3 separate regions of the Mus musculus genome follow, and regions 1 and 3 are each linked to region 2. Evidence: chromatin loops called from intact Hi-C (ENCODE). Cell type or tissue: heart. All regions are shown on one strand. Each heading gives the region's core, and the rest is flanking DNA. Links, peaks and the distances in the headings are about the cores only.

Region 1 (8,307 bases), core at 2,054-7,053, 160 kb before region 2:
TCATTAGTGTTTACAGAACCAGCAGGCAGCTGGATAGAGAGGACAAGGGCATGTTGGCTCTGGTGTCCCCTGCTGGAGCACACCTGTTGGGTTTGCTCATCTCAGACTGGCTTGCTCCCAGAAGCACCTCACCTTATTTCCTTTGTTCACAGTGCCTCTCTGGGAGTTCTGACGGGACCATTCGCCTGTGGTCCCTTGGCCAGCAGAGATGTATAGCAACATACCGAGTCCATGATGAAGGTGTTTGGGCCCTACAGGTCAACGATGCCTTTACACATGTATATTCTGGAGGACGAGACAGGAAAATCTACTGCACAGACCTAAGGAACCCTGACATTCGGGTACTGATTTGTGAAGAAAAAGCACCAGTTCTCAAGGTGTGTTGAGTTTTTGAGTTTCCCAACTGAGGTTGTGAGCTTTGGGTATGTACAGCAGAATCTGCAGTAAATATGAACCAGATAATGGGGTCAAGAAGACCCTCTGTCCTCAACAGGGTAGGGAGAGTCTTGGTGTAGACACGTTGTGATATCTGAAGTACCTCTCTGGGGCATGGATAACTTCCTGTTGATAAATTCTAGTGATGCTGTCAGGCATGCTGCAGAGTTTGCCTGGCTCTTCTGCCCTGCTCAGGGAAGAACACGAGCAGTTAGGGTGTCAGTGAACAGATAAGCGCACGCCTTTAATCCTAGCATTCAGGAGGCAGAGGCAGGTGGATTTCTGAGTTCGAGGCCAGCCTGGTCTACAGAGTAAGTTCCAGGACAGCAGGGCTACACAGAGAAACCCTGTCTCGAAAAGCCAAAAAAAAAAAAAAAAAAAGGTGTCAGTGTTAAGGCCTCCGCCTCAGCACTGAGGAATGGGAGGTCTCCTGAAGGAGGAGAGCCAGTTGCATCAGAGTGCAAACACACTGCCTCCCAGCAGACCTGGGGGAGTCAGGACAGATGGGAAGCATCTGCCAGGGACACAGAGGAAGCAGCCATGGAAGAGACTTGGTCATGTGAGCACTGCAGGTGCTGGCAGCTCTTGGCTGTGGATGGCAATATAAAGCAGGCAGCCCCGGGTACCTATATGTTGAAGACAATCACTGAGAATTCCTGGTAGCCAAGAGTCAAGAAATGCCACTCTAGCTGCAGTCTCCTGATGTTAGAAGAAGAGTGGTTCCATTCGAGCATAAATATATGTCTTACATTCAATGTACAGCATTTTGAAAGGACCAGAGGGCATGTGGTGATGTGATCCTGGGAGCCTATCCCCCAGGGGTGGGCTAACTTCATATCCACTGTATTAGGATTTTTTTTTCTATAAGCATTCTCAAAAAAAGGAAGAAATTTATTTCCTCATTAAGAATGTAAGCTAAGCATGGTGGCCACCAAAGGCTAACTTCAAAGGCACAGCAAGAACCTATCTCAGAAAAGTGCACAGACACACACACAGAGTAAAAACTAGAATAGCAGAAGCAGAATGCTGCTTTTGTTTCAGAAAGTCCTTGTCCTTTTGGCTGTGCCCGCTTAGGTCTCAACAGTTAACCTCATTTAAAACTGTGAGCCAGCTGCACACGTGCACATACACAGGAGCAGCTGCAAGTAGCTTTCTGGTGGGAGGGTGCTCACCTACCATTCAGCCTCTCCAATTCTGCAAGACGCGACTCCTTTGGTGACTGCTTTCCCTGTGCGTCTACAGCTTACTGCTGCAAGCCTGGTGCAGGTGGTGTACAGGTGTTGACAAAGGAGTGATGTACCTTGATGTTTCACGTGCTAATAATTCACCTCTGGGCCAACAGCTCAGTTATCAGCCCTTGACAAAGAAGACTTTTGTGTTTGGTTTTTAGATGGAACTTGACAGATCAGCAGATCCCCCTCCTGCAATCTGGGTTGCAACAACAAAGTCCACAGTAAATAAGTGGGTAAGTGCATGACCGTGCTTGTGACAAGTCCGTAGACATGGTTGGCTTGCTATCTCAGACATGCCAGGTACCAGCAGCAGAGGTTCATTGTGGCCCCATCCACATTCCCATGGGAATGCAGGTGTAATCCCAAGAGTGGGAGTAACCCTGACATTGGTGGGCAAAATGAAGCTGCTTTTTCTTTGTTACCAGCTAGGATATGTGCTTGATGTACTTAGAACAGTGCTGCCTGACTAAACCAGTCAGTGTCAGACAGCTTCTGACCTTAAAATACTGCACCTGAGAATAGGCAGTCCAGCTGGACTCCTGCCTGGGAGACTGACAGATGGGAGTGCTGCATGTTCAAGGTCAGCCTGAGCTACATAGCAAGACACTGTTTCTGTTAAACACACAAAAAGAATGAAGCAGACAGTCCACATACCCATTTTTCTGAAGGTAATAGAACAGGAGGCTGGCTTCTGACTTCCTGCCTTTCTCCAAGTTGTGGAAAGCAGGGTCAGTAGATATAGATTGGGCAGTTAGGTCCTCATAGCACCAGCTCCTTACTTAAGGAGCTCAGCTTTCTTATGTTGCTGACTCTGGGAGCTAGGGGGAGGGAGGGTTTGTGTGCAGGTCAGCTTCACAACTTCTGTGAGTGCCTTTGTGTCTGTCAGTTACAATCTTAACTGGAATAGTGCCTTGCTTTAGGGCTGTCTTAGTTACTGTTCTGTTGCTGTGATAAAACGTGAAGGCACTTTACAACAGAAAGCATTGAATTGGGTACTAATCAGGAGATTAGTCCATGACCATCATGGTGGGGAATGTAGTGGCAGACAGGTATGGCGCTGGGGCAGTAGCTCAGAGCTCACAGCTGGTCCAGAAGTTGCAGGCAGGCAGAGTGTGGGCCTGGCATAAGCTTTTAAAGTCACAAGGTGCCCCTCAGTGACACTTTTGTTCCTACAAAATGACACCTCTTAATCTTTCAAAAATTCAAATATATGAGCCTGTGAGAGCCATTCTCATTCAGAGTACCACAGAGCCTTGTGGGTTTGCTCTTTGTTTGTTTGGGGATAGTTGTAAGTTTTTCTTTTTAAGAAAGCTCAACATTCTCTCCTTAAGACTTGTTGGGGATTTCTTGCTGGTTGACTCAGTGGCTTCCTGCTGTGATTGGGTATGTCTCATGTACCTGTGATAACTCAACATTTACTAGTTCTACAGCTATAACATTCTCAACTCTTGACAAGCCTGGAGAACATAAAATGCTGAAATTATTAATTTTGTTCCTTTAGACACTGAAGGGAATTCATAATTTTCGAGCCTCTGGTGATTATGACAATGATTGTACAAACCCCATAACGCCCCTCTGCACACAGCCCGACCAAGTTATTAAAGGTAAGAAGGCCCCAGGCAAGCAGACTTTAATGAGGTTACAGTTAATGAGCATGATGACTTTCAAAGTGGCGGCCTTTCTTTAAATGCAGTGCTGCTATAGACAAAAGCCCAGTAACCTGTGCTTGCTTTTAGCACAAGAAAATGATGGTAAGAGATGAGAAGGGTTTTTAAGAACGTGTTTGATGTATTCTTTGACTGCTTCTGCCATGTGTATCGCGCGTCGTCATCATCATACCTATTCCCAGGTCATCTCTTCTGGTCCCTTCACACCTCCTCAGCATGTCCCCTCCTACCTTCATGAGTGATTTTTAAATAACCGACTGGGTCCCATCAGTGCTGTCCATATGCACAGGAGTGTGGGGCCCACAGGCCACCTACCAGCAGTCACAAGAAATGAGTTTTTGATTGATTTTTTTTTTTTTAATTAATGGCTATTGGTGGTACAGATGAGGGCTTGCATGGGGTGCTTCAGTACATGCATGTATAGCGATGAGGTCCGTTCTCCCAGACCTAAGGGTTGCTTTCTGAGTGAGTGAGAACCTTGGTGCTCTGTGTGTCCGCCTGTGTCTGATGCACTGTCTTCAGCTGTTTGCTGCAAACAGGACAGGACACCTTTTGCATTCGGTATACAAAAGGGCTGCCTTTATAACTGTGTATTGTGACACTAGTCTCTTGTTCATATTCTACCCTACAACACAGTAGCCAGGGTAAAATATCTTTAATCTTGTCTGGGCACAAGCCAGATGTCAGCTTTAAAAGGGGGTGGAGTTGCGTTTAACGTTTGCACTTAGGACTAGAATCCTGCCTGACACATTGATCTGGAGCACTTAGCCACCTCCGGATAAGACACGGTTGAGGAGGTGCAGAGGAAGGGAAGGCTGGAGTAGAGGCCAGGCTGGCAGGCTGGCTCAGCACTTGCTGCTCAGTCCGCACAGCTCCGCTCCTCTCCCCAAAACCCACGTAAACAGAGAAGGGGAGGGGAGAACCAACTCCGTGACAGTGAGGAGTACTAGTCTTTTTTTCTTTTTTCTTTTTTCTTTAATATTTTTTATTACATATTTTCCTCAATTACATTTCCAATGCTATCCCAAAAGTCCCCCATACCCTCCCCCCCAGTCTTTTTGTCTTTTGCCAGTTGTTTTTTTTTTCCTCCTTTAGGGGGCGCTAGTATTATTCAGTGCCACATCCTAAATGACAAGCGACACATATTAACCAAAGATACGAATAACAATGTGGCGTACTGGGATGTATTGAAGGTGAGTGCCTGTTGTGTCCTCTGTTTCCCTTAGTTTTCCTCCTCTGTACATGATAATATTTATTTACAGTAATACTTTATTTGGAGGTGGATATTTTTGGATATAGGATGGTATGTATGGTAGTAGCTAACCTTTTTAAGCATGTAAACCATTTCCCTGGCCACTGTATTACAAATCATATCGAACACTGCTTTATTTTGGAAGGTTCTCATCATTATGCTATGGGCATTTAGGCTGGATCATTCACTGAGTGTAAGGAGAGCCATTCTGTCCTGTCCTTTCTTTTACAAAAGGGTCCCATGGTAACTGGGAGGATCCAGAAAAGCCCTAACCATCAGCAAAACTGCTTGACTCTTCCCAGACTGCGCCCTCCCCATCACTGAGTGTCTCCACGGTACCCAAGAGTCTTGCCATGCTGTGTCTCTAGTTAAACTAGCAGGCTGGGGCTGCCTGTGGTCCTGTTCCCTGGTCTTGCTCTGTTAGCTGCACTCAGTAGAACCCTGCTGTCTGAATGGGATAGAGTTCTATTTGGTGAGGCTCCAGGGTATGTGTGTCATGGTTGTCATCTCTACAAAAAACGGCTTCCCATGTCTGGATATGAACCTTGAAAGTCCTGAGGTCACATGATCTGGTATAATAAGCCTAACAGGGTAAAGAAGAAGTCAAGGAAGTTTGGGGACATGAAGGAGAGGGCAGAACTGTGTTCTAGTCTGTAGCCACATGACCTGCTGGACTTACCGAAACCTGTGGCCTCAACCCAGAAATGAGGGGAACCCATTCTCTGGTGATGTCAAGGACATATTTCAGAACCATGCAACACAGGGCTCAGCATATAGGAATCTGCTACAACGAGATGGGTGGGAAACAAAAGAAAGACAACGGAGACTGTGAAGGAGAGGAAGGCGTGAGGATGAGTCCTGCGCTTCTGTTGTGGACTGAAGTGATAGAGGCAGACGACGACAGCCCAGCTATCAGGAAAATGGTGCATGTGAGTTTATCTTGCTAGGTGGACACCTGTGCAGGCTATAAACACACAGCAGCCCTCAGCGTGGGCATTACAGATGATGTCTTGAGGATTGTCAGGATTTCCAAGAAGCAGGACTAGGAAGAGGGTAAACTGAGCCATCATTCTTGTCAAGGATTTTAGGAGGAGGCCACCAGTGTGTGAGTGATAAAGATGGGTAAGAAAACCAGAAGCCAGTGACAGCTCAAGGACAAGTGAGGGTTTCAGAAAGGAGCTGAGTTAATGAGAGCCATGAGAGTGGACTCTGGCACGAGCCCTGCAGGCAGGAGCCAGTGGGTTCAGTGTTAACGGCAATGAAGAAAGAAACTGTCTTGAAGTCACTGGATTACAGGAGTTAGGTAGAGAGGGGGGGTAGTTGGGAAAGGGTTAGGAGCAAGATCCAAGGAGAGGCTGTTTTTACTCTGTGGGCTGTGTGTGTGTGTGTGCGCGCGCGCTCAGGTGTGTTTAGGGTGGAAGAATTTGAAACTGTTTGACTATTCCTAAGAGGAATCCATTGGAGTGGGGACTGTCAGTATGTAAGTCTCCCAGGGAAGACCCGAACATAACCAGAGGGCACCTTTCCCCCCAACCCCTCTGGGAGGAGGAAAAAAGGGAGTTTCTGTCTAGGCTTGCTTACGTATTCACATGCACGCACACTTCCAGGTAGCAGTAATGGTCCAATTGTGGCTGGAGACAGTGATTTTATGGTGACAGATACAATGGAGATCTGAGGGGCAATATGCCATCTGTGACTGCATTTGAATGGAGCAGGGCTTGGGTTTCCAGAGAGTTAGGGGAAAATGGTCTGGGGGTGCCAGCTAGGACCAAGGAATATGTGTGTGGTGCAGTAAATGTCATAAGCTTCGGGAAATGGGCGTCTCCTGTGATTTGGGTATGTTACAGTGGTGTATGCTTTCCTTGGGACATTATGGAGCTATAGGATGCGGGAGAGGTCATGTTTACCTGTGAGGAGATTACTGGGGTACTAAAAGCCATGCTAGTGTTGAACTGAGCACTAGGGAGAAACTGTGTTGGTGTTCAGCACTAAAGAGCTATAAGTGGAAACTACCCTAGCACCAAAGATGCTTAAGATGTTTAAGGTTTTGGGGAAGTACTACATTTTTAGAATGAGAGGTGTTCAGAAGTCTTTTTTTTTTTTTAAGGATTGTTTAAATTGTGTATGTATGCCTGTTTTGCCTTCATGCATGTGTTTACCAGGTACCTACATAGGTCAGAAGAGGTAATTAGATTCCCTGGAACTGAAATTATATAGTTCTGAGCCACCATATAGTATTGTACTGGGAATTAAATTTGGGTCTTCTGCAAGAATAAGTGTTCTTAACCACTGAGCCATCCCTCCAGCCATAGAAGTATTAAGGTGGTCAGGAGAGGAAAGCTCTCCGTTAGTCCCTGAACCAGCTGTTGTCCGAAAGAAACTTAGCGCTCGATAAGCAAGCCCTTCTAACCATGTTTCTTGGTTACTTTTCTCCCTTTTGTTTTGAAATTTACTTGATGGTGCTTCTAGCTGAGTGTTAGAAACTTAGTATTAGAAAAATTAAATTACAGCCACATCCCCTAGAAAAGATTGTTTTCAGTTTTAAAAAGATGAAGCGGTTTTTTTTCTTTATGTGTATGAGCATTTGCCTGCACATATGTCTGTGCATCATACCTGTGCCTGGTGCCAGGGAGATAAGAAGAGGGCACCAGATTCCTGAACCTGGAGTAAGTGGATGGTTATGAGGCTGGTGGCCACTGCAGCTGAACCCATTTCCTCTGCAGAAGCAACAAGTGCTCTTAACCACTGAGCCATCCCTCCCCTCACTAATTTAATAGTTTGCTAGCAGGTAGTTATGTGAAAGCCTTAGAATAAAAGAAGTTAGCTATGATATTTTTGAAGTATATTTTAGAATTATTTAAGCAAATGTGAAATTTGGAAGAATGAAGTTTCAGCCAGTTGGTTCCTTACTTCATCCTGACCATTGTGCTTTCTTACGCAGGCATGCAAAGTGGAAGATTTGGGCAAAGTGGACTTTGAAGATGAAATTAAGAAAAGATTTAAAATGGTGTATGTTCCAAATTGGTTCTCAGTAGACCTAAAAACAGGGGTGAGTTAGGCAATCAGTATTTATGTGATTTTGGATAGTTGAAGATCCCCTCCATGTCCTGATTATTCTTAAGGAATTCGCTGTGTTTAAATGTGATATGTGCAGTTGCTTTGCCATCTTACTCTGCTGTCATTTAAGCCTGGCACTTGAGTAAAGCAAGCTGTAGCTGAATCCCAGGAGGCACGGCTTAGCCTTAGTCTGGTGTACGGATGCTGCAGGGTCAGGTGCTGGAGAGGAGGGGAGGGAGAGCGAGCTGCTGACACTGTGCCTCCAACAGATGCTGACCATTACCCTGGATGAGAGTGACTGCTTCGCTGCCTGGGTTTCTGCGAAAGATGCTGGCTTTAGCAGTCCTGATGGGTCAGACCCAAAACGTGAGTTAAGTGTCTTCAATTAAAGAAGGTGGCTGGTCATCTTTGGAAGTGCTCCCCACATCATGACTCTTACTGTCGTTTGTTTGTTTGTTTGTTTGTTTGTTTTGCTTCAAGACAGGGTTTCTCTGTGTAGTCCTAGCTGTCCAGGAACTCACTCTGTAGACCAGGCTGGCCTTGAACTCCGAAATCCACCTGCCTCTGCCTCCCGAGTGCTGGGCTGAGTTCTGGGTTTAAAGATGTACATCACCACTGCCCAAGCACATCCTGACACTGTATCTCACTAAGCACTCTTCTAAGA
Region 2 (8,307 bases), core at 1,742-6,741:
GTCCAGTGAGGTAGGAACTAAAAGCTCCAGTTGCTCTCCAGCTGTTCACATTTGAGGAAGCCTCGGTTAGTTCCCTTTCTCCTTCCTTCTGGCCTCCCTGTCTGTTCTTCTTTCCCTGCAGGAGAGATTCACAGAGAGCCAGCAGATCCTCACAGGCTCGCAGACATTGGCCCTTTCCCGTTGCCCCAGCAGCTAAGTCAGGGGCTACTCAGCTTCCCCTGGGGCTCAGCTCCTCACCCCGATCCTGTCCCCACTTCAGCTCTTGTTTTTTTGGCTTTTATTTGTATGAATTCCTTGGGAACTTCACATGTATTTCGATCACAATCCCTCCTCTACCCCTCTCCTCCCAGAACCACCCCCATCCTATTCCAGCTCACCGACTCCGTGTCCTTATTCATTTCTGCTAAACTTTTTGTTTTCGAGCTTTCTTTTTAATTATGTATATGTGCCCAGGGAGGCTAGAGAACTCAGATCTCCCTGTGGCAGTCGTGAGTTGCCCATCACTATAGGTGCTGGGAGTCGAACTTGTGTCCTCTGCAAGAGCAGTGTGTGCTCTTAGCCACCGAGCCATTTCTTCAGCCCCCTGGCTTTGTTTTTGTTTGTTTTGTTGTTGAGATAGGTCCCACACATCCTGGGCTGGACTTTAAATAGCTATGGGGTTAAAAAGACCTTGAGCCTTTCATCCTCCTGCCTCCACTGCCCAAGTCTGGGATGCTCCACCGTTTATGAGGGGCTGGGGATGGAACTCAGGCTAGTCTAACATTTTGCCATCTGAGCTGTATCCCCAGGGCATTCAAGCTCTTCCTCGTGTTCCTGTCTGGAATCTGGCTGAGAATCTCCTACTGTTGCTGTCAACCAATCTCATCCGTGTCTGTTTCCCACACAACTCCACCTTCAGCTGGGGCCTGAGGGTACCCTGTGCCCACCACTCCCTTCCCATCCATCTTATTCATCTCACCATCCGGCCATCTACCCATGTGCCAGAGAGGACCCCGAGTCGTAGCATCACAGACTTAGCACTCTCGGAGGCTCCTCTCTTCTGTCTGGTGAGCATGTTCTCAGCACCATGGCTTCTTTTTACTTCCCACTGCATTCTATCCGCTTCCTCTTCTCCAGCACACACATCCCCTGGCCTGTGCATGCCTTTCCTCCCTGCCTCACCTGCTGTGGGCTGACAAGCCAGCCTGTCCTGCTCATGGATGCCGCAGCAGGTGAGCTCTGTGACGAGTGTCAGTAACTCACGCTGGTATCCTTGTTCCCAGATGGACGGCTGCACACACCGAGGGCACTGAGCTCGCCTGAGCTTGCAGGACATCCCATTTCAGGGTGAGGAGGCAGCAAGCCTGCTCTATGGACCTGAAGGCCACAGACTGTACCTCATCCATCTGTGCATGTGTGTGCAAGTGTGTGTGGGTATGTATGTGTGGGTATGTATGTGTGCAAGTGTGTGTGGGCATGTATGTGTGCACAAGTGTGTGTGCATGTATGTGTGGGCATGTATGTATGCACATGTGTGTGTGCAAGTGTGTGTGGGCATGTATGTGTGTGCATGTGTGTGTGTGTGTACAGTCTATATAGCATAAATGAAGTCCAGAATAGAGCACTGATCCCTGGCTCTGGAGCTATATGTGGGTGTGAGCCATCTGACGTGGGTGCTGGGACCCACACTGACCTCTAGAAGGCAGTGAGCACTCCTAACCACTGAGCCATCTTTCCAGCCTCCTATTAAACTATTTCTTTCGAGACCTATTTTTGTTATTTTATGGATATAAGTGTTTGTCTGTATGGCCACTGCCACATGCATGCTTGGACCCAAAGAGGCCAGAAGAGGGCATCCCAGGTCCCCTGAGACTAGGGTTGTGAGTCACATAGTGGGGCGGGAATCAAATCCAGGCCCTCTTCCAGAGCAGCCAGTGCTTTTAACTACCGAGCTCCCAATTAAAGTATTTCTAAGCAGTAGCATTTGGAGGTGGCTGAACTACGGTGCATTACAAATGGAAGCAAAAGTGCTGTCAACTTTGGAAAAAAGTATCCAGTTTACTGTGTTGAGTTGGCATTGAACAGAAATGGACAGCCATATTGGTCTAGAAATGTTGGACTTAATTTTTTCCCCATTTGTACAGGGGCAATGCACTGTGTTAAATATGTAAGGTCTTATCTACGTGGGTTTGATTACAAAAACTAATAAAGTATTCTCTAAATAATGAAGAACCCCCCCCCAAAAAAAAACCCAAAATAAACAAAACAAATGGAAGCAAAAGTTCTTTTTTATTCCAAAATAAACCATCAGATGTTGCCTAAGGTTTCCCTTGCTTCTGAGACAGGCTCTTGCTCTGTGGCCAGCCTATTCTAGATCTAAGTTCTCACCTCAGCCCTCCAAGCTAGAACTTCTGAGCTCTTCTGTTACCCCAGGACAAGCTCCCAGGACAACACGCTGTGATACTCAGCTAAACCCAAGGCAACTTATAAAAGAAGGAAATGTTGAGCTTATGGCTTCAGAGAGTTAGGGCCCATGGTGGTGGAGTAAAGGCACGGCAGAAGGAACAGCTGAGAATCCTCATCTTGATCCAAAAGAAGGAAGCAGAGAGACACACTGGGAATGGTTTTTTAAATCCCCAGTGACACACCCCCTCCAACAAGGCCACACCCACCAATTCTTTCCAAACAGTTAACCAACACATGAGCTGTGGGATAGCCATTTCCATTCCTACCACCACAGCCCTTAACTATTTAATAATTATTGATCACCACCACTAATCACTGCCCCCTTGGAGGGTGATATGACTCATCCCTGGGATCCCAGCACTTGGGAGGCCGAGGCCAGAGGACGGCTGTGACTTGGAGGCCAGAGGATTGCTGCGACTTGGAGGCCAGAGGATTGCTGCGACTAGGAGGCCAGCCTGAGCTACAGAGGGAGGTCTTATCTCGAAACAGCAGCAACAACCCCGACATAGTTGAGGCCAGGTTGGTGTAAGTTGTAGCAGTGGCAAAAACACCTTCTACCCAGGCAGGATAAGTAAGAGATTAAAAAGCTGGGGGCTCACAGAAGAAGGAGCAATGTCTGCCTAGGGATCCAGGCTTCACTTTTGCAGGGACGGCTCCAGGAGAGGGACCAGGTGGCAGAGAACATGCTTCACTGTCAGGGAGCCAAGTAGAGCTGCCCCCTTCCCTGGGCTTTGCTGACATCCAGGGTCCTTTAGAACTCTCCGCATTCTCTGCAGCCCATCCCCATTACCACCCAACCCTGTCAGACAGGCTTCTCTCTCTGCTTTTCTGAAAGCTCTGTTTACTAGGAAAAAAAAATCATCTTAAATTCTAATGGGGGAGCACCCAGCTGTGTGCCCTCTCCCCACTACCCAGAGGCTAAGGTGGATCCTGCAACTCGAATGTACCGAGACTCAGTTTTACGTAGATAAATAAGGGGAAATGGTCCAGGTTGGGCATCTGTTATGTTCTCAGTTGTGCCCTATGTTAGGAAGCAGTAGTGAAGTCAGAATTTACCAGAACAGGGAAACGGCACCAGACCAAGGACAGAGCTGCTGGTGTTCCAAAGGCTGCCCCCCCTGCCCCCCTCACAGTCCACCCTCTCTCCCAAGCTACACTTAGCCTTCACTCACATGTGAGGGTCTCCTCTGAAAATGATGACTTGGGGTGTGGCTTGGTAAGTACAGTGCTTGCTCTGGGTTGATCTCCTGCACCTGCAAGCCAGTGAGGCGAGGCACAACTACCATCCCAGCACTCAGAGGTGGAGGACGAGGACTCCAAGCTCATCCAAGTTTGAGACCAACCTGGGGGCGGGGGGGGGGGACGGGGACACAGAGGACACAGTGAGCCATGGCTGCCTGCAACCCACAGATTGAATCCTCAGAACGAATCCACTGACACTTGGAGCTTGGTCTTCCAGGCTCCAAAATCATCAGAAACAAAACAAAGGCCCCAGATTGTCACAGTTATCACAGTAGCCCTGGAGATTGAGATATAAAGTCAGATGTTAATTTATCAGGTTATCCAGGAGCTCAGTATGGAGCTGAGGATGGCCTTGACTCCTGATCCTCCCGTTTCCACCTCCCAAGTGCTGAGGTTACGTGTATGGCGGTTTGCCCACTCAGAAGAACGGTTTGGAGTTTTTGTTGTATCTTTGTATCTTACTCAGGTTCCCATCCCATCCCCCACCCTCCCTGCCTCTCCTCCTTTCTCCCTGGTTGGCACCTGTGTTTGAATTTTCAGTCTTTCCTTTCAGGTGAGGAGACTGAAGCTGAAGGAAGTTAAAGGGACAACTTGAGGCTACCTGCCACTCACATCAGAGATTTACATGTGCAACATCTGGCCTTGGAAACAAGGTGGCTTCTGTAAGGTTCTAGAGCCCAGAGCAGGTGCCCTCAGGGCCCACAGGCAGAGTAAGTGGCCACCACTGCTTCTCCAAGGGGGCAGCTGCAGCTGGGGACAGGAAAAGGCTGGCCTGGTCAGTCACCCGCTTCCAACAATTTCCTATCTTGGCAACCTTGGAGCTCCCTCTTGAGGCAATGAGGTGAACTGCTGCCTGAGGCCTGGGCTGAGACAGGCTGGGCAGCAGGTCAAAGAGCCAGAGCTGAGAACCAGACAATCTAAGTCTGCCCTGTGCACCTGCGGGCCGGGGTGTCATCTGGGCTCCACCCATCAGCTTATGAGCTGCACATTCTCAGGTGTGCCACACATTAGGGAGCAGAAGTGAACTCAGGGCCCAGAGGACCTGGGACCAGTCAGATTCCCAATGTACATCTCTAGATTTGCTATTGACAAAGTGAGGATTTCCCATGGCTTCCTAAAGAACAACCATTTATGCATTTGAGAACGTACTTTAGTAAGAGATGATGCATCTAACCCTCAAGAGACTGGAGGCCCCAGGGAGATTAGGTCAGGTGGGCTTGGGGGTTGGGAACATCCACTTGGAAGCGGGGTGGGGTGGGGTGGAGGTGTGGGATGTAGAGCAGTCGGAGGGTGCATGGGGGTGGGGTGGGGGATAGAATATGGAGTGTAAAAAATAAATTTAAAAACAAGAAACGAATGTACTTAGGATGGGAGGTGGTGGCACCCGCCTGTGATCCCAGCACTTAGGAGGCAGAGACGGGTGGACCTCTGAGCTCCAGGCTAGCCTGTGTACATAGTGAGTTCCAGGACAGTCAAAGCTACACAGAATCACAGAGAAACTGTGTCTCAAAAGAATGAAACAAAAAGCTGGGTGTGGTGGCACACACCTTTAATCCTAGCACTTGGGAGGCAGAGGCAGGCGGATTTCTGAGTTCGAGGCCAGCCTGGTCTACAGAGTGAGTTCCAGGACAGCCAGGGATATACAGAGAAGCCCTGTCTTGAAAAACCAAAAAAAAAAAAAACCAAAAAACCAAAAAACCAAAAAAACCAAAAAAACCCCAAAACAAAACCAAAAGAACAATAACAGAGAGAGAGAGAGAGAGAGAGAGAGAGAGAACAGGTGGGAAGGAAGGAAGAAAGGAAGGAAGGAAGGAAGGAAGGAAGGAAGGAAGGAAGGAAGGAAGGAAAATGAAAGTATTTTAGGGGCTATCTCCCAGGCCTAAGGATCCTGTGCTGCCACCAGAACTGGGTCACATGACATTGAGAGCACACTTCAGTCTCTCAGCGCTGGAGAGGTTTTGAAGAAAAACAAGGTCAATTTCCAATAATTATTTCCAAAAATAATTCTCAATTTCCACTCCCAGTCAGCAGTTCTTATTCTGTATGAAGAAAAGGTACATGTGACATACAGTCATGTGTTCCTTAACAGAGGAGACTCACCTAAGAAAGATGTCACTAGATACTTCTGTCGTTATCAGATATCACAGGGTGCCCTTACACAAACTGAGAAGCACCCACGTCATTAGGAGATATGATCTCTTGGAACTACCATTGAAGTCGTGGTGCGCTGTTGACGGAAACATTTTCACTATGAGACTATATATATATGCCCACATGGGAACTCAGAATAAAGTCACCTATTAAAACCAACACGGCCATTTTCTCAGAACCAATTGCTCCAGCCAGTAAAGGAAAGCCGGCCATTAGAAATAAGGATCAGCAGTATCTGGAGGTGTCCTGCTGCCTCTGTGAGAGAGGGAGGCTTTGGAAGGCCATTCTCTACTTAACAGTCTCCTGAATCAGTATTTTTCTGTAGCTGGTCATCCACAGTTTGTGGTCTCCACAGCCTACCTTGGGAGTGGGAACTCTGGGTTAAACTTAGATGGAAGGACCTCTTGGGATGGCGAGTTTCCTCACTGCCCTGCTGCCTCAGTAAATTACAAAACAGGCCCCACAGACAACAGACATTCCTAAGGACACTACCAAGTCTGTCTGATAAACACTATGGCCGTGTGCTCTTCTCTCCACCAAAGCCCTCTGTCGTTTCTTCTTCTGCAGCTGATGACAAATCCTTGCCTCTGTAGGCACAGCAAACTCTGGTCTGTGTGTGTGTGTTGTGTGTGTGTGTGCTGTGTGTGTATATGAATGTGTGTATATGTGTGTGAGTTGTGTGTGTATGTGTGTGTGAGTTGTGTGTGTATGTGTGTGTGAGTTGTATGTGTATGTGCGTGTGTAAGTTGTGTGTATATGGTGGTGTGTGAGTGTGTGTATGTACATATCTGTGCATGAATGCTTGTGTGTCTATTGATGTGTGTTCTCATGTATATGTGTACTAGGAATCAGCTTTAGCTAGAAGAGGGGCTCCTGAGGAAGGAGTGCTTAGGGGCAGCAAAAGAAACAACTTGAAGTCAATCGCAGGGTTCAAGCTGACAGCCTTGTGTTCTGCTGGAGATGGCTCCCCAGACAGCTCTGTAGATAGCGCTTGGCTCTGCAGTCTGCTCAAGACAGCTCTCTGCTAGAGACAGCTCTCTCCTGCTAGGAAAAAAAAATCCTAAAAGCTCTCTGGATAGCTCGTGGGTTTTCCCACCAAAGTCAGAAAAGTTGCTAGAATAAATTCTTGGATTTTCCGACAAAAGCCAGAAATCTTGTTAGAAAAAAAAAAACTCTTAAAGAGTTGTGTTTGTTCTCCAAACAGTTCTCTCAGTAGCTTTCTCCTTGTAGACCATGGCCCAGTCTTTTATCTACATATCAATCCAGTAATTTACTCCTGGTTCCATCTTGACCATCCCATGAATCAGCATTCCATGTCCTTAGACCCTTGACTCTTAGGAAAAAATAGCCAGCATAAATATATATTTTTTTAATGTTGCAAATGAATTCAGAGGCCTGCCTGCCTTTGCAAGCACAGACAATAAACTTAGCTGGGTGAGGTCCTGCCCTGGGATCACCACTGTCTAAATTTCCTTATCTCTTTCTGGATCTTTCTGACAAGCTGACTATATCGATGCTGCCTCTGTTTTGTTAGGTCTGTGAAGTCAAGTCCCTCATGTAATTCATATTGCATCCTTATATTTTGTATAGTTGAGAAATCATGTTTATAAATATTTTGAACTCAACTAGAGTTCTTTCCTACAGCTTTATGGGCTGTCCTGAAGGTCACACAGCATTCATCTTTTTTTTTTTTTTTTGGTTTTTTGAGACAGGATTTCTCTGTGTAGCCCTGGCTGTCCTGGAACTCACTCTGTAGACCAGGCTGGCCTCGAACTCAGAAATCCGCCTGCCTCTGCCTCCCAAGTGCTCCACCATGCCCGGCTCATCATTTTGCTAAGGACATTAGACACACCCTCACTGGATTCAAGCTGTCTCTGATTATCATGGAGTTATTAACCTTGGTAGAGAAGACACTCCCCCAAAAGAGTAAAATATACAACCAAGCCTTACAACCATAAACATTCATGGAAGTCCATGCCCTGCTGGCTCTGCTCCAGGGGCAGGAAACATGTCACATTGTCCCTTGCCCATGGCCATGCAGGACTGGGCACATGTGGAGGTCAGAGCTCAGTGTGAGGCATCCTTGGTTGCTCCCTACCTGTTTTGGGGAGTGGGAGGGGCTTACCTAGGGGCTGGAGGGAGGATGAAGAGAGAATGCAGGGTGGGGGAAGAGGAAGGAGGCAGAAGCAGGAGGAGATAAAGCCAACCAGCCACTGAGTTTTCAGTTGGAGTGGCCAATGGCCACGCTATCCAAGTATGCCTGGGGAGGTTTGCGAGTTCACAGTCATTGAGATAGCAAAGGCATTTTAAGATTAACTGGTGTGTGTGTGTGTGTGTGCTGTTGTTGTTGTTGTTGTTTTGTATCCGTGGATTCAGGGGAATCTGGGTAGAGGCTGGTAGCGCAATCCTCCCAGAGCTTAAAGTGGAGTAGCAAAACTACACACAACATTGATCTTCATTTCAAGATGT
Region 3 (8,307 bases), core at 1,257-6,256, 53 kb before region 2:
GAGGCTGCCTTCCCTTTCTGCCCAGCATGGCTGATATCCGTTTTCTTCCTTGCTTCCTGCAATGGAGCTTGGGCTACAGGTTTCCCATTTGGAAGGACCACTTTTCCAGCTGCCCGAGATGGAGGTGGGCAGGGTGTGGATCCTGAGATTCTCAGCTGCCCCATCTCCATGGTGGAGTCTAATGGGGTAACATGTATGATGCTCTCAGTTTGGGGGACCCTCTGGGACTCCTCAGTAGCAGGTCCAGAACTTGGGTCTGTTGGCGGCTCCCACCGCAAACTGTGAAGGCTGTGCAGGTCTCCTTTGTCTATGCAGCTGGCCAGCAGCTGCACACTGCTTCTTTCAGGGGCCCTGCTGGTAAGCTGGGGCTGGAGGGAGTAGGCAGTCAGTGCCACTAGGCCCTGTCCTGTCTCTTGCATCACCAGCCCCGTCTTTGACACAGAGACTCCCAGGCCACAGGCCAGCAGCTGCTGGAGCTCAGGGTCCATGTCTTCAATATTCCCAGGGTCACCAGGCCCTGGCAGCGTGAGTGGGTGGAGCTGGAGCTGCCCAGCTGTGTCCTCCTGAACCAGCAGTCCCTGCTGGTCCACGTCTGTCCGGCGCAGCACTTGACGGACGATCCTGGGAAGCTCACCACACACCAGCTCCTCCTTCCGTATGTAGGGGCGCCCCTGCCCTGGGCTTGGGAGCACATACTTGGCAAGACAGAGCTCCCCTGGCCCTCGGGCCTCCATGAGGATGCCTCCATGGTGCAGGATGCCGGGGGTGGCATGCAAAGTCCGAAGGGTTCTCTCGGCTGCTGTCTCCTGCCTCTCTGGTGTCCCATGGCCTGCAGAGCCTTTTGGCTGTTCTTCCTGGAGGTTGTCCCCTCTGATGCTCTCAGCTGCCAGGGAGCCCATGGGACAGTTTTCAAAGAGCCAGGTGAATTTATGCACAGAGCCTGTGGGGATGGACCCCAGGTTGATTGTGGTCTCCGGGACCTCCTTCTTGCCCGCCTCCAGGGCCTGGAAAACCTCTTTCTGCCGAGATACCTGCCCGGAAGGAATCTCCACCCGGCTGCAGTACCTTACAGGCTTTCTCCCACTGGATTGGTTTGAGGCTGGCAGAGATTCAGTCTCAAAGACATGTCTGTCTGTCTGCCTGTCTCCAGCCGGAACCTGGCTGGTTTGCAGGTGCTGCTCCCCAGAGCCTTCTGCTGGGTTCAGAGATTGGGGCCCAAACATCCAGGTGCAGGACTGTGTCTCAGCCTTGCTCACGGGGTCTGTGACCTCAGATTCTCGCTTCTCTGCCAACTCGCTCATAGGGTAGGTCTCAAACAGCCAACGGATAGTCTGTACATCACCCTTTTTGGGGAGCTCAGGGGGGGGGCCTCCTGGACCCTTCCCCTCTTCCTCCTCTGGTTTCTGTTGCTCTTGTTGGTGGATCATCTCCAATGGCTGCGTCTCAAAGAGCCACCGAGTGGTGCCGACATCCCCAGCCACCACTTCCTGCCGAGTGATACCTCGTACCACATCGATGGTACTGGGGCTTCTACCCAGCGTGTCCAGGGGCTGTGTCTCAAACATCCACTTGTAGCCCTGAACATCACCTCCAACTACCTGCTCTCTGCTGACAGAAGTCAGGGCATGAAGCTGTCCCCTGCTGTCCTGCATAGCATATACCGGGGCGTCAGAACCCTGGGACTGCTCGGCAGAATCAGTGTTTTGTCCTCTGTTTATGTTCCCATAGGCTGAAGGCTCACCCTGCCCAATGCTGTCTAAGGGAAGGGTCTCAAAAAGATTCTTGAAGGTTTTCACATCCCCTTTCAACCCATCATTCTGGGGGACACCCTGAGACAGAGGCAACACCGAAGTACCATTACTGGGTAGACACTCTGTCACAAGCCCCTCACCCTCCTGGTGACCCACCCGTTGCAGGTGACCCACTTGGACCTGGTCTCTGAAAGCATCCAGGGGTTTTGTTTCAAATAGCCAGAGTGTAGAGCGGACATCGCCAGGAATCACCTCCTCCTTGGGTGGCACCTCTGCCTCTGTTTCTCTTTCACCCTTCAGAGTGTCCAGGGAACAGGTTTCAAACAGATGTCGCTGATGCTGAACATCTGGGCCAGGAGGGATGAGATCCGGAGATGGCTGGAAGTCCTTCTCGTCCACCTCGATCTCACGAATGGCATCCAAAGGCTGCGTCTCAAAGATCCAACGAGTTGCACTGACATCCGGCAGGGCTCCCTCCTCAAGGGAGATCCCCCGAATCACCCGCACCTGGCTGGGGTCCTGGTTGAAGGCATCCAGAGGTCGGGTCTCAAAGAGCCAGCGAGCAGACCTCACTGCATTGCTTTGAATCTCCTCCCGACAGGCAGCCTTGACTTCGTGGATGGTGCCCTCGGCATCCTGGATGGCGCATAGAGGTTCCGTCTGAAACAGCTTCACCGTCTTCTTCACATCGCCCTTCAGCTCCTGAATCTCTGAGCGCAGCTCTAAAGGACTCTGCTCCTGGATAGAGGGGCGGGAGCCCAGTCGGTCCAGGGGCCTAGTCTCAAAGAGCTTTCTGGTTCCCTGTACATCTCCAGTGGCTGCAGGTTCCCTCATGGTTGTCTGTGTTGCCTCCTCCTGGCCTCTCAGCGCATCCAGTGGCTTGGTCTCAAACATCTGTCTGGCAGCTTGGACATCACCCCCTGATGGCCGGAGTCCCTCCGGCTCCTGATCTGAGCTGTTGGTAAAGGAGCCTTCCTCAAACTTTCGAGAGGTGGCCTGGACGTTGCCACCTGACACAGGTTCCCTGGCAGCCGGCCTCTCGTGATCGCCAATGGCATCTAGCCGCCAGTTCTCAAAGATCCAGCGCATACACTGAACATCGCCCTCAGTGGGCTCCTCCGAACCGAGGACCTCCGCCAGGTCCTCAGCCACAGCCTCCTCGAGGTTCTTCCGAAGCTCAGGGTGGATGTGTTTGTAGAGACGCCGGAGCTCACTGGCTTGCCGCTGCTGCTGGAACTTGGAGAAGGTTTCTTTGGGGGGTGGTGGCGGCAGACCCTCTGGGGCTGAGGGATGAGGGAGGGACAGGTCCTCTTCTGTCCTCATTTGGATGGTTGGTGTAGGAGCTACCTGCATCTGGGCATCAGCCATCCTTCTGGGAAGAAGGGGAGAACCTGAGTTAAGTGAGGAGCAGTTCCTGGGTTAACTAGCACGAGAAAGGCTCGGGACTGTGTGGCCACTACTAAGGGGCTCCCACATCTCTGGATCTCTAGCCTGGGGCTCACTCTGGGGCTGGAGTATGATAGTCCATCCATTCATCAGTATGAGTCCCTGCTTCCTAGTTTCACCTGGATCAGTGGGATCAAGCAGGGCACAGCTAGCCTGGAGACTCCTTCCAGCCCCTGGAGGGATCCAAATATCCAGTAGGAAAGCTGGATGAATCACCTACGTCTCCCTCTGTCACAATCATTTATTCTGCCAGGCAGTGGTGGCGCATGCTTTTAATCCCAGTACTTGGGAGGCAGAGGCAGGCAGATTTCTGAGTTCGAGGCCAGCCTGGTCTACAGAGTGAGTTCCAGGACAGCCAGGACTGCACAGAGAAACCCTGTCTCCAAAAACCAAAAACCAAAACCAACCAACCAAACAACCAAAATTTATACTCAGCAGACTCCCAAGTAGTGAGGGCGCTGAAGAGTTGCTGTCTTGGCAAAAACCTAAATTAAATGAAGACTCATTTCCTATAGTGGTGAAATTCCCATGTACACCACCAGAGGGCGCGCTTAGCATGTTTACTAGAAACCTTTCTCTAACCTCCACTTCTTGGCTCTCTCCAACCTTTCCCAGGCCCCTGGGTCCTTGCTGGCAAAGTAGAGGCCCAAGAAGGGGGAATTGCTCATGTTTGGGCAGAGCCAATGTTTGAATTCCAGGTCAGGGTTTTCATTTTACATATAGACAGGGTTTCAAATAACCCCGGTTGTTCTCAAACTGAGGGTGACCTTGAACTTCCCCCTGCCTCCACCTTGCAAGTGTGAGATTTCTGGAATGTGCCACCAGTGCACATGCTGGGAATTGGACTCGGGCTTCGTGCATTCTAGGCAAGCATTGTCCCAGCTGAGTCACCTTGCCAGTCCTAAGTTTTCTTTTTCCCACAGCTCTCTGCAATTAAGGATAAGAAGCTTGAGTTTCGGGTCAGATCTTGCAGAATGAGTTATATATAGGCTGTGCTGACTTCCAGTCCCTAGACCTTACTGAAGGCCTGACTCCCAGGAAATTGTAGGATTGGGTGTGCTGGGCTTTGTTATTTGCCATGAGCCCGAACCCCTCCAGTCCTGCATCTCTAGGAGAATTGGAAGGTGATGTATCCAGGGTATGTGTGTGTGATAGAACGTTGTGGGATTAAGGTCATTTCTGCCTAAGCAGCTCTGGACATGAGAGGCCTGCCCTGGCTCACAGAATGCCCTCCCCAGTTGTGTACCAGCAAGCATAGCTTGGAAAGTCTCTAGGGCAGGGAGGACTTCGAGCCAGAATCTATATCCTGCCCCAGCTTCCAGCAAGGCATGCCTCTCCCTAACTCTCCACACACCTCAGAGGCCTCACACTCCTCCAGCCGTCTTCTGCTCTGTTTCATATATGTCCTATCTGTCTTGCGACAGGTGTTATGACAGTCCCCAGAGGCCATTAGAAAAAGAATGTAAAATATGTGCCCCCTCCTGCTACCCCAATCCACTGCTCCGCCCTGCACTTAGCACTAAATATAGCTGAGGTCCAGGCCTCGGCAGACATCATAGCACTCAGAAAGAGGTTCCAACTCAGCCAGGGAGACCTGGTGTGCCCATGCCCTTTCCATACTTTGGGCTTCTGGAAGACACTGACTTCTGCTTCCTGTGAAGTACCAAGGTATTTGCCCTGTAGGCCAACCTGCAGATACCAATTGCCCAAAGGCATCCGAGGATGTGCGGCAAAGCAGGGACGCTGGTGACAAGGGACAGAGCATATTCCTGACCTCTTGTCCTCCTGACCTCCTACCTCAGAAGGAGGAGAAGGGAGAGTTTTTGCCCCACTCCCTCTCTGGCCTCTCCACTGAGGATATGAGGAAGCAAGATCTGATATCCCCTTATGGAGCCCCAAGCAAAACCTCAGGGTGGTCCCTCTTGTCTCTGAGCTCTGTGTAGGAGACCACACACAAACCCATGCCTGTCCCCACTTCTGCTCTATCTAGTCACCATGAGAGTGGCCTGGGAAGATTTCCTATACAGACTGCCAGCTGTCCCCAGCTCAGACTCCCAGGGATCCCCAGAATCCTTGCTAGGGTCACAGAGGCCAAAGAATCTAATGGCCTGTTGTTAGGGGATACAGAAACCCAGCAAGGGGACAGGGGCTGCCCATGGAGGCTCAGCTGAGGTCTCAGAAAAGGCTGCGGCAGGCTTTCAGGCTTCCCGGCTCCACTCTCATCTGGCCTGAGACTTCTGAGGGCAGGTTTGGGGGGGCAGGTTTAGGGTATAGTAATTTCAAAAACTGTCCATGAGCAGGTCCCCTATGCCGAGACAGTCACTCAGCACTGCCAGCAAGTCAGGACCACCCACCTCCACCTCGGACCCTCTTAGGCACCAGCCTGCTCTAGATGCCTACCATTGGGCACATTCAGATCTGATCTCTCCATCCTGAGTCACCCCAGGCTTAGCTGGAGGATGTCCCCATGGGACAAAGTCATTCTACCAAAGCTGCCTCAGGAGGGAAGTTACTCACAGGCTAGCCTGGGCACAACATTGCTTGCTGGGGCCGGTTATGCTAAGACCGTGACCAGCAATAGCTGGGGACTGGGCTTGCCCTGGGCCATGGTTTGGCTCTGGCTGTCCTGGGTCTCTGGCCTTCAGCATTTTTATCTCTTTTTCAGACAGAGTCTCACCCAGTTCAGGTTGGCCTCGGACTTAGCGAGTAGTTGAGGATGACCTTGGACCTCAGACCCTCCTGACACAGATTACAAACATGCAGCATCTTTTCTGGTTTTATTTGGTGGACCCAGGGCTTTGTGCATGCTATGCAAGCACATAACCAGCTGAGCTATGTCCCGGGCTCATAGCTGCATCTGAAAAATCAAAACTTCTGCTTGGCGGTGATGGCGTACACCTTTAATCCCAGCACTCTGGAGGCAGAGGCAGGTGGATCTCTGAGTTCGAGGCCAGCCTGGTCTACGAATCGAGTTCCAGGACAGCCAGGGCTACACTGAGAAATCCTGTCTCAAACAAAACAGAAAACAATCAGAACTCCAGGCCAGAATGATGGGCCAGTGGTACAGGTACGTCCTGTTATTTCTGAGGACCTGTTATTTCCAGTCCTGTTTTTATCATGTGTCATACACATGGTCAAAGAGAAACAATGTACTCTGACCCCTACACTTTCACCACGACACATGGACCCACTCACATGCACACAAAATAAACAAAACTGTAATTTAAAAATTAAAAACAACACAAAGCTCCCGGCTACCAAGTGAAACTACCTCTCGATGATACTAGATCAGAATGAATCTGTTTCTTGGGCCCGCCTGAGGTAGCCACAGCAACTTCTGACCACATACAAACACTTGCTACCTTCTAGAGATAAGTCCTGGTGGCTTTCCTCGCTGAGGGCCTGTACACCTGTACCACATCCTCTCCACACCTTCCCCGCTACCGCTAGACTCCCTCCTGACACCCACGCTGCAAGGTCCAGAGGGCCACGGAGTAGAGCGGTAGCCTAGCCTATAACACAAGAGGGGAGGGTACTCACCAAGGGTCTGGCTGGTGTCTGGGTGCTTTTGGGTGTCTAGCCTTGGGGTCTGTCGCTCTGCCGGGATTCTTTGTTGTCAGTTCTGTTCTGTTCCTGGGTCCCCTGCCTCTCTCTACCTTGGCTCTAGGTCTCCGTTCTCTGCCAACCAGGCAGCTGCCTTTATCTGGCCGGCTAGGGGTGGGTGAGGGTGGGGGCGGGGGAGAGGCTATGTTCGGAGTATTAAGTGGTCCGGTTATTTTTAGGGCTCGTGGAAGTCACTTTTCCATCCTGGGGAATCAGTTACAATTCCTCTGGGCTAGGGAGGGCTAGGGTGGAGGAGGAGTCCCATTCAACCCAAGTCTGCCCGGAGGACTGGGGTGGGTGACTCAGTCCTGGATGGAGACATCTAGGTTATTTTGAGGAGATGAATAGGGGGACACTTGACGTGTGGGTGACCCTGTCCTCTCATCCCGCAGGCCCTCTCTCTCTATGCTGAGCTATTGTTACCACACATGGTCCACCGAGCCCAAAGCCCAGCATCTCCCTGAGTGCAGGACCAGGCTTCTCACTACCAGAGTCACCTTCATGTAAAAGGCTCAACCTCTGTTTCTCTCCGTGCAAAAACAAAGCTGGCCTTGTCTCCCGTCTATTCTTACCCTAGCTCCACAGTCCAGGTCTTTGAAGCTATGAGGGAAGTAAACTTGGGGGTGAGCGAGATTTCTGAAGGAACAGGCCCTTAATTTATCAAAAGATCTGAAGGCTGAATGCATGGTGTCCCAGCCCAGTGATCTGGGTCCATGGCTCCTTCTAGACTCTTCCCTCTGACTCACGGCCCAGACTCTCTGGGAATGGCTGGGAGGACCTACACATGGTAACTGACTGTGGAGTTATTTCTGACCCTGGAGTCATCATCTTCGTGGTCACAGATGGAGTGACAGACTGTGCACCTGTCTCTTCCTCAGTCACACGGAGCCCCGGGGGACCTGGCAGGCTTCGTCACTTACTTGGCGCTAAGGCTGGTGTGGAGAGATGCCACAGAAAATACGGAAGTGGCTTTTGTCCCAGGTGGGTGTAGCAGGAATGGCACCGCCTTTATGTAAACCCTGCGGGCCGCAGAGCCACAAAAGCATCTCCTGCAGGAGGACCTAATTGAGGACTGCCTGAGAGATAGTTGTCTGCTGGTGCAGACAATGCCAGCCAATCAGGTTCTGCTGTTTAGGAGAGACGCTTTCTTGGTACCAATGGGGCATGGGTGGAGGGTATTAAAGGAGCTTAGAGCAGCATAGAGAGAGCTTGCTGCAGCCTTTCTCACCTGTTCTGGAGTCTGTCATTGACTCTGCACCACCTCACCTCCAACCCCCAAGGGCGGGTAGGGTCAGACATCGAGTAGCCCAGGGCACAGGCAACAGGTGGGAAACCAGGCTCCTCCCTGGGTGTGAGTGTCCGGTCTTCCTTCTGAATTACATGTGCCTTCAGATGCCAGGGGTGATGACAGGTGCGTTGTGAACCTTGTCCATGGTGTCAATACCATCCTGCTGTCAGCTTGGGCCTGGGAGGTGCATCTTGGATGCCCTACCCCCCTGTCCTCATC

The links. A loop is a pair of places that touch in the nucleus more often than their neighbours do. Peaks named below come from ENCODE experiments on the same cell type or tissue, not always from the same donor. Only the 100,000 strongest peaks of a DNase experiment are listed, where the experiment ranks them.
Region 1: a loop joins it to region 2, with 10 times the contacts of the local background. A loop is called at or near these places in 4 of 42 quality-filtered maps.
Region 3: it touches region 2 in a loop (8-fold over the local background); 32 of 42 quality-filtered maps call a loop at or near these places.

The regions. Positions count from the first base shown.
Region 1 is chr9:119,909,199-119,917,505 of GRCm38, forward strand. Wdr48 (WD repeat domain 48) reads left to right here. Exons shown (of 19, transcript NM_026236.3): 8 at 153-377; 9 at 1,826-1,900; 10 at 3,169-3,271; 11 at 4,430-4,527; 12 at 7,528-7,635; 13 at 7,913-8,009. Among named protein-coding and RNA genes, the nearest start is that of Gm2449, 18 kb to the left of the region's middle. In heart, for the core only: a CTCF peak has its summit at 4,415 (motif pointing right); no DNase peak of the experiment used is centred there.
Region 2 is chr9:120,068,844-120,077,150 of GRCm38, forward strand. It overlaps Gm33858 (a long non-coding RNA gene), which reads left to right. Exons shown (of 3, transcript XR_003948274.1): 2 at 1-1,046; 3 at 1,263-2,208. Among named protein-coding and RNA genes, the nearest start is that of Cx3cr1, 4.7 kb to the left of the region's middle. In heart, for the core only: no CTCF peak of the experiment used is centred there; a DNase peak (open chromatin) is centred at 4,518.
Region 3 is chr9:120,016,697-120,025,003 of GRCm38, forward strand. It overlaps Xirp1 (xin actin-binding repeat containing 1), which reads right to left and starts at 6,902. Exons shown (of 3, transcript NM_011724.3): 1 at 6,738-6,902; 2 at 1-3,123. The coding sequence starts at 3,119. In heart, for the core only: a CTCF peak has its summit at 3,735 (motif pointing right); DNase peaks (open chromatin) are centred at 3,875, 4,605 and 4,725; H3K4me3 peaks cover 2,647 bases; H3K27ac peaks cover 2,544 bases.